2 separate regions of the Homo sapiens genome follow, and region 2 is linked to region 1. A link is an interaction called in ENCODE POLR2A ChIA-PET data of the cell type or tissue named here. Cell type or tissue: HCT116. All regions are shown on one strand.

What was found. Peaks named below come from ENCODE experiments on the same cell type or tissue, not always from the same donor. Only the 100,000 strongest peaks of a DNase experiment are listed, where the experiment ranks them.
Region 2: POLR2A ChIA-PET joins it to region 1 with 5 read pairs; 2 of 35 experiments call an interaction of 5 or more read pairs at or near these places.

What each region holds. Positions count from the first base shown.
Region 1 is chr15:82,947,798-82,950,297 of GRCh38, reverse strand. All of the region lies in intron 1 of HOMER2 (homer scaffold protein 2), which reads left to right. Among named protein-coding and RNA genes, the nearest start is that of HOMER2, 3.7 kb to the left of the region's middle. In HCT116, no CTCF peak of the experiment used is centred here; no DNase peak of the experiment used is centred here.
Region 2 is chr15:82,529,615-82,532,114 of GRCh38, reverse strand. It overlaps the pseudogene DNM1P38. Among named protein-coding and RNA genes, the nearest start is that of RPS17, 9.6 kb to the left of the region's middle. In HCT116, a CTCF peak has its summit at 1,177 (motif pointing right); a DNase peak (open chromatin) is centred at 1,374; H3K4me3 peaks cover 364 bases; H3K27ac peaks cover 542 bases.

The DNA.
Region 1 (2,500 bases):
CTTCTCTTCTGCGAAGTGTTCTGTGTTAAGTGTGGCCTCTCCAGTGAGTTTGTGTTCTTACTCCCTAAGGCAACTATTTCATACCTATTCCCCTTTCCAGACCTCTCCCCTTCCTAGGCACACCCCGTGGCTTCCCTTTCAATTGACAAGATAGGCACCTTTGACCAAGGGAATGTCTTCATTTTGCCACCACCTAGTCTAGTATGCAGCTGCTGCTACCTTCTCCTACCTGCCTGCTGTGCTGGATGACCTGTCCCTCATCTCTTCCTACTAGGGGCCCCTTCTTCTGGGGTAGCCTCCATTCCATCCCTTCCTCCTCCCATCTTTTCAGAGATTGTCTCTCCTTCCTAACCACCTTTCTCTCCGGGGTCTTCTCCATCAGTATAGGAGCATACATCTGACCAACAGAACTTTCTGCACTGCTGGAAATGTTCTGTATCTGCGTGGCAGCCACCAGCACATGTGGTTATTGGACACTTGAAATGTGGTTGTTGAGACTGAGGACCTGAATTTTTAACTTAATCTAAATTTAAATAGCCACATGTAGCTAGTGGCCACCATATTGGATAGCATAGCTTTAGTTGCTCTCATCTTAAAAAGGAGATCTCCCTCCCTCCTACATCCCTCTCCTGTTTCACTTCTTTGCTCTTCTTCACCTGAAAACACCTCAGAAGATACATCCAAACCCACTGGCTCCATTCACTTTCTCCTGCCATTTGTTCACTCTCCATACTCTACAGTCTTGCTTCTGCCTCACCTCTGCACCAAAACTGCCAGGGTCTTGGGTGACCAGGGGGTTGCCAGATCTCAGCCTCACCTCACTTCACCTCTCTCAGCAGCATTCCTAACAAATGACCACTCCCTCTCCTCAAAACAACACCCCTCTCAGCTCCTCTGGCCCCACTGTTTCCTGCTTTTCTTCTTACTCCTAATCATGGGGTTGCCCAGGGACTGGTCCTGGTTCCTTTTCTCTGTCCACACTGTCTTCCTAGGTAATACTGTCCCACCTGCAACTCCTCCCCACCCTCCCATGGCTTCAAATGCCATCGATATGCCCATGATGCCCACACTTTAATTTCTAGCTCAGATCTTTCTTGGAGCTTCTGACTCTCGTCAATACATGGAGCTCTTGATATGCCTTCCAGCTCTCACCTGCCTTCCGTCTTCCCCATCCAAGTCAGTGGCCCTACCATGCACTCATTTGCCAAGAGTCATGTTTGAGTCCTCTTCCCAACCTCTCACATGCAGGCTATCAGTTTGTCCTGTGCATTCTACTTCCGGGATATATCTGGAGTGCATTCACCTCACCCCATAGCCATAGTTCCCACTCTAGCCACCATCACCTCTTTCCTAACAGGCCCCCCAGTATCCACTCTGGGTTGTCTGCAGTCCATTTTTCACACAGAAGCCTAAGTGACCAGCTTTTAAAATCATAAATCAGATCATGTCATTCCCCTTTTTAAATACCTCCCACTGACCAGGCGCTGGGCGCAGCTCCCCCTGCCATGCTGCTGTGCCCCTCACTGTGTTCTGCTAACATAGATCTCCTTTCCTTTTCTTGCCTTACCTGAGATCCTTGCACTTGCTGTTTCCCCTGCCTGGAATTCTCTTACCTTCCTCTTTCCTTTCAGACTTTGGCCTCAGGGTCACCCCTTCAGGGTCTTTCCTGCCATCCTGTCTAGAGCACCCACCTCCAGAACTATCTAACCCAGCCCCTTTTCTTTTTTCTTTTGTTGAGACAGAGTCTCCCTCTGTCACCCAGGCAGGAGTGCAGTGGCACGGTCTCTGCTCACTGCAACCTCTGCCTCCCAGGTTCAAGCGATTCTCATGCCTCAGCTTCCTGAGTAGCTGGTATTATAGGCATGTGCCATCACACCCAGCTAATTCTTTTTTTTTTTTTTTTTTTTGAGATGGAGTCTCTGTCTGTCGCCCAGGCTGGAGTGCAGTGGCGCGATCTTGGCTCACTGCAAGCTCCGCCTCCCGGGTTCACGCCATTCTCCTGCCTCAGCCTCCCGAATAGCTGGGACTACAGGCGCCCGCCACCACGCCCAGCTAATTTTTTGTATTTTTAGTAGAGACGGGGTTTCATCGTGTTAGCCAGGATGATCTCAATCTCCTGACCTCATGATTCGCCTGCCCCGGCCTCCCAAAGTGCTGGGATTACAGGCATCAGCCACCATGCCCGGCCACACCCAGCTAATTCTTTTGTATTTTTAGTAGAGATGGGGTTTTACCATGTTGGCCTGGCTGGTCTTGAACCCTTGGCCTCAAATGATCTGCCCACCTCAGCCTCCCAAAGTGCTGGGCCCCAGCCCTACCTTTGTTTCCTATAATTGCTCACCACAGCATGCCAGTAAGCATGCAGGTGTTATTTACTTATTTATAATCCGTCTTCCCCCAGTAGCATCCCAAAAGGATAGGACCTTATCTTTTTCACCAGTGTATTCCAACACCTAGCACAGTGCCTGGCACCAAATAGGCCTCCAGTAAATAATTTTTA
Region 2 (2,500 bases), 420 kb after region 1:
GCCTGGTGGCTGTTGCTTGGGGCTCCCCAAGGCGAGGGGTGGCCCTGGGCCAGTGGGTTGGAAGACAGGGTGACCAGAGAAAAGGGAAGCCTGACGGGGCTGAGCATTGGTCTGAACTGTGGGTGCACTGCCTGGATGCCATGGGAGAGGCGTGTGTGGGGTGGGGAGGGCCGCTGCAGCCCCCAGGCACTACCTGTGAAGCTCCGGCTTCCCCCTCCATCCTCCTCCCCTTTCCCTTCCAGCCCCTTTTCCAGGAACCTTACTACACACCCGCACCTGTGCCCTCCCGTCCCCAGCCCTCCCACAGCTGCTGTGTCACTCCCATGCTCTGCACTTGCCTCACCAGCAATCCGCTTGCTTTTCTCTCTCCTGTTTTCTCTCTGCTTTCTCTCCACTTGCCAGCTGATCGGGTCAGGCAAGTCCATCCCGTCCTGAGAGCCCCAGGCCCCACTTTGACCTCTAAACAGATCCCTCCTCTACTTGGAGACTTCCCTTTCCAAGCCTGCCTGAGCAGGTGTACTATGACTTGACAGTGGCTCTCCAGCCCCAAAGCCAGCCCTCTTCATCTGTGACTTAGTCTGTTGTAGTGGTGAGCTGACACATCCAGGTGTGACCGTTGCTGAAAACTTGTGCCCCCTCTGTGGTATGCCCCTGCCCTGTTCTATAAATAGCTATATATATATATGCAGTTACACATGGCCGACCGCCTCGCCTCTAGCACTAAGAATAAGTCCCTGTGCTGTCCTTTTGGAGTCTTGTGGTCCAGCAAGAGAAAGCTGTCCCCTGACATCGCCCCTCCAAAGTGTGCCACCTCCAGTGAGACTCCCTGTCATGCCCAGCCTGTGGACAGCCAGCCCCCGCCATCCCTCCCACCCTCCACCAAGCATGGGGGTGCTGTGCAGGCAGCCATGTGGCCTGACAGTCTCTACCAGTCCTGCTGTCCCTCGGCTGAGAATCAAACCCATTTCCGGATGACGGAGAATGTGTCCTCTGCTGGCTGTGTTCTCTGTGGAGCTCAGGGGAGGGGAAAGGCCAAGCCATGTTTAGGTGCTGTTGGGAGCAAGTGAAAAGACCACATCCTTTCCAAGGGACACTTTTCCTGGAAAGTCCCTGGAGCTTAGCTGGCTTTTATCCTGTGAAGCCAGCTCCGGCCACTAGGGGTCAGGGTCATGATCTCAGCCTGGAGGGAGACTGAGGGGCAGCCGGCATTCTGGAGGGACAGACAGAACAGGCCACCCAGTGCAGACAGGAGAAGGAGGCAAGGGGACGGAAGGGAAGATGCCTGGGGTGGATGGAAGTCAGTGCCCTTGGGTGCTGGTATCTGACTTCCCGGCCACTGCTAGATCAGGCTTCTGAGCCTGTTGGCTGTCAGGGCCGTACTGTGCTCCATAGGTGCTATGGCAGTCCCCATGAAATCCACCAGGTGTCACCAGGCAGCATACAGGTAACAGGCCTGGAAGGTCCCCAACAGCCCAGCTGGACATGCTCAGACACTCTGGGGCTCCTCATTCAGTGGGACAAACTCCAGGACCCAGTGAAGGAAACGGGAACACACCAGGCTGAGCAGTATGGCTAAATCCATTTATTCCAAAATGAAAAGCAAAATAAACAGGAGTCGCATCACCAAGGGAGCCACGACCCCATCCCCGCCTCCTTCCTATGTCCTATGCTAGCAATAAATACGTTTCCCAGATGCAAATAATTATTAGATCCTCCTCCCTATATGCCAGCTCCAACCTCCACTAGGTACGATACAGGGGCAGCCCCACTCCCCAGAATATACAAAATGTTACGCAGATACAATATATACACTGGGGAAGGGGGGGTCACCCCAGCAGCCCATGCCCTTGCCTGGTCTACTGTTAGCCCCACTGTCCTGCCTCAGCTGCCTCTCTGAATAAGAAGATGGGAGCTCCCCTGAGGGAAAAGTTGCTTTGGCAAGAGTAGAGAGGCCATCAGGCCTACTCCAAACAAACCAACTCCACCAGCCTCTGGCTCTTAAATAACAAGCATCATCGTCCAGAAATTTAAGGACTCAGCCCTGGTCAAGGTGGCAAAGGGTCTGTCTCCCCCCATTAGACAGGGGTCTTGCTACCCTAAAGGTAAAGAGGTGACTGGGAAGGGGTGGTAGGGACATGGTGGGGGCGGAGAGTCCAGACCCACTTCTCCAGGCTTATGCTGGAAGGGGCCTGCTTTTATTTATTTTTATTTATATCCCGTGACTTTTTTTAATCCCATAACTTCTTTTCCATAACTTTTTAAATAACTTTTCATACAATTTTTTCTACTTTTTTTGACACACTTTTCCACATTTTTTATCCCGTAACTCTTTCATCCCATAACTTTGTTTGTTCTTTTAATAAACACACTTACATAGTTACAATTTTGTAACAATAAAAACAGATTATCTCATGCCAAGCATGCCCATTATTTGCATGCTATAGTATTTAATACTGTAGTTTTCAAGACACACGAAATTTTAAGGCAAAAACAGCACTTT